2 separate regions of the Homo sapiens genome follow, and region 1 is linked to region 2. A link is an interaction called in ENCODE POLR2A ChIA-PET data of the cell type or tissue named here. Cell type or tissue: PC-3. All regions are shown on one strand. Links, peaks and the distances in the headings refer to the core of each region. The heading gives the core; the rest is flanking DNA. Region 1 has its middle 28 kb from the start of LINC02074. Region 2 has its middle 10 kb from the start of RPL38.

The links. Peaks named below come from ENCODE experiments on the same cell type or tissue, not always from the same donor. Only the 100,000 strongest peaks of a DNase experiment are listed, where the experiment ranks them.
Region 1: POLR2A ChIA-PET joins it to region 2 with 5 read pairs; 7 of 35 experiments call an interaction of 5 or more read pairs at or near these places.

The regions. Positions count from the first base shown.
Region 1 is chr17:74,138,629-74,144,009 of GRCh38, reverse strand. No RefSeq gene overlaps it. Among named protein-coding and RNA genes, the nearest start is that of LINC02074, 28 kb to the right of the region's middle. In PC-3, for the core only: no CTCF peak of the experiment used is centred there; no DNase peak of the experiment used is centred there.
Region 2 is chr17:74,190,736-74,196,116 of GRCh38, reverse strand. No RefSeq gene overlaps it. Among named protein-coding and RNA genes, the nearest start is that of RPL38, 10 kb to the left of the region's middle. In PC-3, for the core only: no CTCF peak of the experiment used is centred there; a DNase peak (open chromatin) is centred at 2,906; H3K27me3 peaks cover 1,400 bases.

The DNA.
Region 1 (5,381 bases), core at 193-5,192, 52 kb after region 2:
AGAAGACAGCAACAAGGTGCTGTCTGTGGCCAAGAAGCCAGTGATACAATCTGCCAGTGCCTTGATCTGGGACTCCCAAGCCTCCAGAATTGTGAGAAATAAATTTCTGTTTATAAGCTACCCAGTTTATGGTATTTTGTTAGAGCCACTCGAATGGACTAAGACAATATCTGGAAGTGCAGTTGCTGAGCCATAGGATAGGTAAAAGTTTAATAGTTTTCCAAAGTGGTTGCACCACTTCACTCTCCACCAGCAGTGGATGGAGTTCCATTTGGTCCACATTCTTGTCAACACTTGTTAGTCCTTTTGATTTTAGCTTTATAGTTGTATCAGTTGGTTCTCACACTGCTATAAGGACATACCCGAGACTGGATAATTTATAAAGGAAAGAGGTTTAATTGACTCACAGTTATGCAGGGCTGGGGAGGCCTCAGGAAACTTACAATCACGACAGAAGGGGAAGCAAACATGTTCTTCTTCACATGCCAGCAGCAAGGAGAAGTGCAGAGCGAAGTGGGGAAAACCCCTTATAAACCATCAGATCTTGTGAGAATTCACTCATTATCACGAAAACAGCATGTAGGTAACTGCCTCCATGATTCAATTTTCTCCCACTGGGTCCCTCCCACAGTACATGAGGATTATGGGAACTACAATTCAAGATGAGATTTGGGTGAGGACACAGACAAACCATATTAACAGTTTTATCTTTTATGTTAAGGCCTGTGATTCTTCTCAAACTAATTTTATTTGTGGTATAAGGTTGGAGTTCAAATTTTATTTTTTTCTATATGAATACCCAGTCATTCTAGCACTGTTGCAGATATTTTTTCCTTAAATTGCCTTGGTGCCTCTAAAAAATCAATTGACATGTGTGAGTCTATTTCTGGACTCACTATTCTACTGCATTGATTTATTTGTCTATCCTTACACCAATAACATATTGTCTTGTAGCTTTATAGCAAGGCTTAAAACCAGGTAGTATGAGTCCTCCAATTTCCTCCCTTTTTCAAAATTGTTTTGGCTATTCTAAGTCCTTTGTACTTCATATAGATTTCCTTTTATTTTGAAAAAAACCGTATGCAGCACCATTCCCTGTTTATTCTCAGCACCAGCAAGGGAAGAATGTGCCTTAAAAGCAGCTCTGCCCAGGGCTTGCCCAGCGGCTTCTGTGAGGTTTCCTATCAGTCCATGCAGTCATCTTCTTCCTCATTGGTGCAGTTAATGAGGCTTTCCACCCTCCTAGTGAAGGGCTCCTGAACTCTAGTTCACAAGTTTATTTTATGCAGAGAAGAGGAAAGAATTAGATATATTGATTGTTCCTCATTTAAACCATAACTTGATTTAAATACAAAAAATGGGAGGGGAAGAAGGGCCAATAGAGCATACACCATGCTGACATAGAGACTTTACATTTTAGTCTGAGTTAAGACTCATTAAAAGCCAACAGATAAATTTTAGAATCACATTATTTTCTACAAAATGCCTGCTGGGATTGTGATAGGGATGTTGAATCTACAGATCAATCTGAGGAGGAATTACATCTTAAAATACAGAGCCTTCCAATCTATGAACATGATATGTTGTTTCATTTATTTAGGTCTTTTTAGATTTTTTTCAGTTGCATTTGTAATTATCAATGTAGAGGTCTTGCAAATGTTTTGCTAGATTTATTACTAAGTATTTTACATTTCTGGATGCCATTGTTAATAGGATTTATTGCTATTTTATTTTCTAATTGTTTGCTGATTATATATAAAAATTAATTTTGGCCTTTGTCCTTCAGTTTCATTAAATTAACGTTTTAGCTCTAGTAGATCTTTTTCTTTAGTAGATTAGTTTTTTTTAATGTAACCAATCATGTCATATGTGAAAAAGAGAGTTCACTTCTCTCCCAATAAGTATACTTTTAATTTCTTTTCCTTATTTTATTGCTGTGGTTAGAACTCCAGTTTAATTTTAAGTAGAAGTGATAAAGGCAGAAATCTTTGCATTTTTCCCAATCTTAGGAGAAAAGCATTCAGTCTTTCACCATTAAGTATGATATTAACTATAGCTTTGTTGTATATGCCCTTTATTTGCTTGAATAATTTATCCTTCAATTCTTAGTTTGCTTTTCCTGAATCCTTTGAGATCTTGTGCTTATTCTCCTTTAATTCATTAATATACTGAATTACATTCCTTGGAAATTGCAGTGTTGAGCCAACCTTGCATTCCTGAGATAAACTCTACTTGGTTGAGTTTATACATTCATATGCATGAAATGTGCTATACATTTTATATATTGCTGGATTTGATTTGCTAATTTTCTTAAGAGTTTTTTTTTTAAAGCTATGCTCATAAGGGGTATTAGTCTGTAATATCATTTTCCAGGGTTTTGGTACAGAGTACCATAAAATGAATTGGGAGTATTCCCTTACCCTCTATTTTCTGAAAAAGGTTTTTGTAAGTTTTATGTATTATTTCTTTTTTAAGTGTTTAATACCATTACCAGTGAAGCTATCTGGGCCTAGCATTTTCTTTGCTGGAAGATTTTTTTTTTAATTAGGATTTTAATTACTTAAATAGTTATATAGCTATCCTCATTTTCTATTTTTTTCCTTCAGTCCGCTTTGGTAATTTGTGTTTTCCAAAGAACTTGTTCTTTTCACAGAAGTTGATAAGTATTTTGGCATAATGTTGTTTATAATATTGTTTTATTGTCCTCTGCATTTTTGTAGGATTTGTCCCTTCTTTCACTCACTGGTAAATTATGCTTTCTCTTATTTTCATTTGTTAAAAAATTTATTAATTATATCAATCTTTTAAAGGAAGAATATTTTGAGCTTTGTTAAATTTCTTCATGGTTTGTCTGTTTTCTATTTCATTTACTACTGCTCTTATCTAGTTTCTTTTCTTTTCTTTTTTTTTTTTTTTTTGAGATAGAGTCTTGCTCTGTTTTCCAGGCTGGAATGCAATGGCTCACTGCAACCTCCAATTCTCATGCAAAGCGATTCTCGTGCCTCAGCCTCCTGAGTAGTTGGGATTACAGGCATGCACCACCATGTCCGACTAATTTTACATTTTTAGTAGAGACTGGGTTTCACCATGTTGGTCAGGCAAACTCTTGACCTCAGGTGATCCATCCACCTCAGACTCTCAAAGTGCTGGGATTACAGGCATGAGCCACCATGCCCAGCCTCTCTCTTATTTACTTTCTTTTGCTTACTTGGTTTCAATTTTCTCTTCTTTTTCTAGCTTCCGAAAGTAGAAACCTAGATATTCGATTTTTAAAGCTTTCTTCTTTTCTAATAAGGGCATTTAAAGGTACAAATCTTTCAACAATCACTGCTTTGGTGACATCCCACAGTTTTTAAAAAATGACTTTATTGAAATACAAGTTGTATACAACAAAATTCACCCATTTTCAGTCTATGATTCACTGGGTTTTGACTAACGTTGTTACTCATGGGTCCACCACAACATCCAAAGTATAGAATATTCTCATCGCCCCAGAAAATTCCCTTGTGGCTGTTTTAGTCAATCCACTCCAACTGCTATGCCAACCACTGGTTTGTTTTCTGTCACTACAGTTTTGCCTTTTCTAGAATTTCACATAAATAAATTATGCAGCTTGTAGTCTTCTGTGTCTGGCCTCTTTCACTACGAATAATGCTTTTGAATTTACCCATGTTATTGTATGTATCAGTAGTTTGTTCATTTTATTGCTGTGTAGAATCCCATTTTGCACCACAAATGGTTTATCCATTCTCTTGTTGATGGGTATTTGGGTTGTTTCTAATTTGAGGCTATTATAAATAAAGCTCTTACGGACATTCATGTACAAGTCTTTGTGTGGACATATGCTTTTATATCTGGTAGAAAAAGATATTAGAATCACTGGGTCATATTGTGAGCATGTGTTTGACCTTTTTTTTTTTTTTTTTTTTTTTTTTTGAGATGGAGTTTTTTGCTCTTGTTGCCCAGGCTGTAGTGCAATGGCACAATCTTGGCTCACTGCAACCTCTGCCTCCTGGGTTAAAGCAATTCTCCTGCCTCAGCCTCCCGAATAGGTGGGATTACAGGCATGTACCACCATACCTGGCTAATTTTGTGTTTTTAGTAGAGATGGGGTTTCACCATGCTGGTCAGGCTAGTCTCGAACTCCTGACCTCAGGTGATCCGCCCACCTTGGCCTCCCAAAGTGCTGGGATTACAGGCGTGAGCCACCGTGCCCGGCCAACCTCTTAACTTTCCAAAGCAGTCGTACCATTTAGCATTTTAGAGTAAATCCATTTTCTGTTACTCCATCTTGGCCAGAAGTAGAACTATTATGTGGATTTAAGCAGCTAGTTATCTTTTGAAGAGATTGAAAAATGGATATTATAGATATCCACATATTAACCATTTCTGACATTCTTCCTTTGTATAGATTCAGATTTCCATCTGATATCCCTTTCCTTCTGCCTGAATATCTTCCTATTACATTTCTTAAAGTTCAGAACTGCTGGTGAGGAGTTCTCTCAGCTTTTGTATGTCTGAAAAAGTCTTTTTTTTTTACTTTTACTTTTGAAATATATTTTCACTAACTAAAGATTACTAGTTTGACAGTTATTTTCTTTCCCTTCTTTAAAGATGTCATTCCACTGTCTTCTGGTTTGCACAATTGTTGAAGAGTCTGCTGTCATTCTTATCTTTAATCCTCTTCAAAATGTGTCTTTTCCCCTTGGTGTGTGTGTGTGTTTTAATGTTTATTCTGTTTGGGGTTTACTGAGCTTCTGGATCTGTGGGTTTATCATTTTCATCCAATTTGTAAACAATTTGATTATTCTCTCTCTCTCTCTTTTTTTTTTTAGATGGAGTCTCTCTCTGTCACCCAGGCTGGAGTGCAGTGGTGCAATCTCAGCTCACAGAGGCCTCCTGGGTTCAAGCAATTCTCCTATCTCAGCCTCCTGAGTAACTGGGATTACAGACATGCACCACCGTGCTCAGATAATTTTTTATATTTTTAGTAGAGACAGAGTTTCACCATGTTGGCCAGGCTGGTCTTGAACTCCTGACCTCAAGTGATCCACCCACCTCAACCTCCCAAAGTGTTGGGATTACAGGCATGAGCCATGACACCTGGCCAATTATTATATCTGCAAATATATATATTTTTTGGAGTTTCAATTACACATAGGTTAGAACATTAATACTGTTCTGCAGGTCACTTATTTTCTGGTTGTTCTCTTTTTTTTCTATTCTTTTTCTATCTGTGCTCAATTTTAGATAGGACGTATTGCTCCACTTTCAAGATCAGTGATCTTCTGTAGTATCTAATCTGCTGTTAGTCCCCTCAAATGCATTTTTACTTTTTCTTTTGGATATTGCATTTTTGGTGTGTCTGAAAGATATTTTGG
Region 2 (5,381 bases), core at 134-5,133:
GGGATCACAGGCATGAGCCAACGCGCCTGACCTCCTACTTTGCTCCCTCCTTCCAGCTGTGGGCCAGCGGCCCTTGTGAGGAGGCCTGAGTGGTCGTGGGTCCCCTCTGTGTCCTGCCTAGGGCTGGCCAGCCTGGCTTGGGGTGTGGGAGAGCTGGTGCAGAGGCTTGGGAGGGAAATGTTCGAGGGGCAGAAGGGCTGTCCCTGTCCCCCCGAGATAACTTTGTGCCACCCTCACCCTGGGCTCATCTGTCCATGGGGGCCCAACAGAGAAGGAAACCAGAGAAGAAACAATCAGGAGAGGAGGGGCTGTCTCCCCCAAATGCTGTTCGCCTCCCACCTGAGGGATCCTTCGAGGTCCTAGCAGGAAGTGGAGGCACAGCCAGACTGTGTGTTTTGAGGGTAATTTTCATAAAAGGTCTGTTTGCAGGCATGGGCAGGTGCAGGACACCAGAGAGGAGAGTGTGGAGCTCCAGCGAGTGTCAGCGGGGACTGTTACTACCACGGAGGAGAGGAGGGGGTCACCAGACCCAAGACAGCGCTGCAGTGAGGAGGGGTCTGCTTGATGGGGCTGGGACTTTCAGCCGAGCAATGCCCTCAGCCCGTGGCCGCCTCTCAGGGAAACGAATGCGCTGAGCTCACGATCTTCCCTTCCTTCTCTCAGTGTTCTGCCTGGGCACCCCATTGGCTGAGCTCAACAGGTTCAAGGCGGTCTTCCTTGGGCACAGAGCAAGATATACAGCCCACCCCCTCCCCAGCACAGTGCAAGGAGCCCATCAAAGGTGGTGTCTGGATGGCTTTGTGGGAGATCTCCTCTCCCCTTTCTGGTCACAAGGCAGAGAAGTCCCCCAGGGCTTGGGCTGGTGCTCTTCCATCCTGTCCCACTAGCTCTCAGGAGCCCTTCACTCCCTTATCCCGTAGATCTTGGCCATGCCTTTAGCTGAGGTTGGAGACACACTCTAGCTAGCCTGCACAACACACAGATGAGCCCAGACACTCCTCTCCAATGCACAGCTGAGCCCAGACATACTTTCCAATGCACAGGTGAGCTTGCATGCACGTATAGTCACGTGCCTGCCAAGGCATCTGGAGAAACAGATAGGCCTGAGGTTGCTTGGTGGTGTTACACCGCCCAGGACAAGTTCTACCAATTAAACTGGTGACCATGTTTCCAAAAGCAATTACCAGAGTGCTGCAATGCCTCCCAAGGTGAGGAGATTAAAGACACGGCTCCTGGCTAGAAGCAGGGACTCGAGGGGTCTGTGTGCTGCATACATCAGAGACGAGCCCACAAGTACCTGCCTGTGAGCACACACGTGCTTAGAGCAGCCAGACCCGGGAGGGATTTGGGGGAAGGAGACACACCAGGAACTCACCCGCAGAGGCCAGCAGCCCCTCAGCACAGGTGGGGCCTGGGTCACTGTGTTCCTTCTTTCTTCTGTTTTCTTCTCTGGTGTGTGCAAGCAACAGTAACAAAACAATTTGTGCGAATCTAGACTCAATGCTGGGGGATGGGGAGGAGATGTACCTGCTTGTTAAAAAGGGAGGAAGTGGCTGTCATTGACCTAAGTGGTAAGAAGCCACCTCTTCCTCACCAGCAGCTGCGTGTTCCCATGTCGCAGGAATCGCAACATCTTTGGAAAAAGAGGAATGGAGGTAGAAGTGGCCCTTACCCCTAACCAGTCTCCTGCCTGGCTGAGTCTTGGGGAGGAAGGGTTTCTGGAGAGGGCATGGCTGCTCTCCACAGTCTGGGCCTCCAAGCCATGGCTCTGTTCCTAACCCCCACCTGCTGTCAGGAGCACTTTGGAGGTGGGTCTGGGCTGTTCCCGTCACTCAGTCATCTTTCCCCTTCCCTGTAGCCTGTGGCTTCTGGAAAGTCAGCCTCAGGGGTGGAGGGAGGAGAAGGGGTAAGGGAAGGGGTGGAGGTGGAAAGGCAGGCTGGATGCCACTGCTTCATGCCCCTGGTCCTGTCCACGTCTTTCTTTTTTTTTTTTTTTTTTTTGAGATGGAGTGTTGGTCTGTCACCCAGGCCGGAGTGCAGTGGCGCAATCTCAGCTCACTGCAACCTCCACCTCCCGGATTCAAGCGATCGTCCTGCCTCAGCCTCCTGAGTAGCTGGGATGACAGGCGCCCACCATCATGCCTGGCTAATTTTTGTATTTTTAGTAGGGACGGGGTTTCACCACATGGACCAGGCTAGTCTCTAACTCCTGACCTCAAGTGATCCGAATGCCTTGGCCTCCCAAAGTGTTGGGATTACAGGCGTGAGCCACCGTGCCTGGCCCACTTCCTTCTTACCTTTCTGTTCACAACCTCCCTGTCAGCCCTCGCCCGACAGGCTGATCTGCTATTAATGGAGCAAGACAGCTGCAGTTGGCTTGTTAATTACAGCAGATGAAGTCTTCAGCCCAGGCTCCTGGGGAGGGCAGAGGAGGCGTGGCTGCAGTTGGTTGTCAACGTGGCCTTCCCCTTGCATTTAACGCCCTGAGAACAGAGGTCTGGCTGGGTTGGCAGAGGGTCAGCGTGTGTGGCTGGCTGGAGTCACATGAGACCTGGGGAGGAAGCCTGCTGGTGGAGCAGAGAGGGACCCTGTCCTGTGGTTTCAGCATAGAACAGGGAACAACAGCTTCCGCTGTGTCGAGTGTCTACTATGCGCCAGGAGCCACTCCAGCTGTTCCAGGAAGATCATCTGTAATCCTCACCACGGCTCTAAGTTAGGCAAAATTGAAACCCTCATTTTATAGATGAGGCCTCTGAGGCACAGAGAGGTTAAGTGACTCACCCAAGGTCACACAGCTAGTAACTGGAGGGCAAGGAAGCCTCGTGACTTGAGTGTGCAGCGTTGCCTTATTGAATGCCTCAAAGCCTTTGCCTCCTTCTCCAGGGACCAGCTGGGTCATGTGTTCGTCGGAGCAGGACCCAAACTGTGAGGTGACTCATTTATTCTGCAAATATTTACTAAGCACCTTCTCTTAGCTAGAACATGATCTTCTCTTAGAGATGAAGAAACATGTTCCCTGTGCTGATGGAGTTTGCCCTCCAGCCTGGGAGATGGGCTGTTTTCCCAGCTCCACACCCTGCCTGATGGCCTCAGATGATTAGACTATCCTGGGACAATCCTGGGGTTGGGACTGAGACTCAGAGATGCTCTGGTTTGTGGTTGATTGGCCTGAGATTTTATGCAAACCAGGGGCAAAGGGTGATTATTTGAGGGAAGCCATAAGGGGTGTTGTATGCAGAATCCAGAGAGCAGGTGGCCCTAGAAAAAGAGCAGCTGTGGCTGGGCACGGTGGCTCATGCCTGTAATCCCAGCACTTTGGGAGGCCGAGGTGGGTGGATCACCTGAGGCCAGGAGTTTGAGACCAGCCTGGCCAACATGGTGAAACCCCGTCTCTACTAAAAATACAACAATTAGCCAGGCGTGGTGGCGTACGCCTGTAATCCCAGCTACTTGGGAAGCTGAGGCAGGAGAATCGCTTGAACCGAGCCTGGGCGACAGAGTGAGACTCTGTCTCAAAATAATAATAATAATACTAATAATAATAATAAAAAGGGCAGCTGCTTGCTGGACATATTCTTTGTCCCCATGAAACCAGCTGTACTTTCTGCCCCGGGGTATTGTGAACTTTCCTGCCCCCATAGTTCTGCTTTTTCCTTTAGCTCCCTTCCCAGGCATGGTGGTGCTCACCTGTGGTCCCCAAAATGGAAAGCGAATGAGAAGTCCTGGTTAAGGTGGAAGAGAAGACGAGAAGTCCTGCCTAGGGCATAAGACCCTTTCACTGTGGGAACACTGAATGGGGAGCTGGATGACTCCCTGGGGCCTGAACAAATGTCTAGGTTTTCACCAGGCAGGGAAGAGGGACTGGCGAGGCATTCCAGGAAGAAGGAGTGGAACCTGGCAGAGGGAACAGCATTAAAGGTCGAGGGGGCTATGCAAGGGCGTGACATGCTCAGAGGCCTGCAGACAGGGGTGTGTTGGCAAATGTTTAAAATCCAGATTTCTTTCATTCTTTTTATTTTTTTTTTTGTGACGGAGTCTTGCTCTTGTCACCCAGGCTGGAGTGCAGTGGCGCGATCTTGGCTCACAGCAACCTCTGCCTCCTGGGTTCAAGCAATTCTGCCTCAGTCTCCCGAGTAGCTGGGATTACAGGTACCTGCCATCACGCCTGGCTAATTTTTTGTATTTTTAATAGAGATGGGTTTTACCATGTTGGCCAGGCTGGTCTGGAACTCCTGACCCCAAGTGGTCCACCCGCCTAGGCCTCCCAAAGTGCACGGTGTGAGCCACCGTGCCTGGCCTAAAATCCAGATTTCTGACCAAAAAAAAAAAAAAAAAAAAAAGCCAGAAAACCTTAACTGTGGCATTTGCTGATTCCTGTGGTGTAAATACTCTCACCACGGCTGATTTCAAGCTGCCAATTGCCTTGCAAAACTTTTGAGTATGTACAAAGCAGCTCTCACAAGCTGGGTGCTGGTATGAACCACTTCCAGCATGCCACAGCATCAGGTCATCTGTCATTGCCAAAATGCAGAGGCACTTGGGGAGGATAGGAGAAGAGGCTGGAGAGGTGGACTGAGAGAGGACTGGGAAGGGTTTGAACGTCACATTTGGGAATTTGAGCTTTAACATGAAGCAGCAAACGCCCAGACCCTGATTGGGTGGCTCTGGGTATATGTGTGAGCAAACAGTTGTCCTGCTGTTTGCTTTTCTGTTGTGCCCTGGCCGTCCCTTAAGCTGGTCCTCTGAATAACTCCAAGGGGCCTGTGTGGACTAGGTAGTAGACCTGGAGAAATGTGCACAGAATGTGAGGTGCATTGTTTTCTAATAGGGAGGGAGAAGGTGAGTTCTAGCTCACCCCAGGCAGCTGCACTGTGAGGCCATCCCTCATCTTAATGGGCTCATCCAAATCTCGTTTGCTAATGAGGAATTTAATGGTCACAGACTGACAAGCGAGGAGAAACGGGAAGGTCATTATGAAAATGAAGTATGTAGCTAAATACCACCTCACTTCCATCCCACCAGCCCACCCCTGTGTGCCAGCCTAGAGCGGGTAGGTTGGTGGGAGAAACAGGGACTGGCTTGATCTCAGCTTGAAACTGGGCTCCAGGCTGGGCCTGTGGGTCAGCACCACGGACAGGGCCAGCACTGTTCTTCAAAGTCCTGTGGGCTGGAATGCTTTTTCCTTTTTGCTCCCAGCCAGTTTGTTTGACCAAGACTCAGATGGGGTGTCACCTTCCCCTGCAAACCTTGCACACAGCCCCACATGGATGAGGGCCACAGTGTTTACATGACTTCTGCACATTCTCATAGTGCCTATGCCATGGTGCTAAAATGATACATTTCCTTGGCTGTTTTCCCTGCTAGCTTCTGAGTAACTTGAG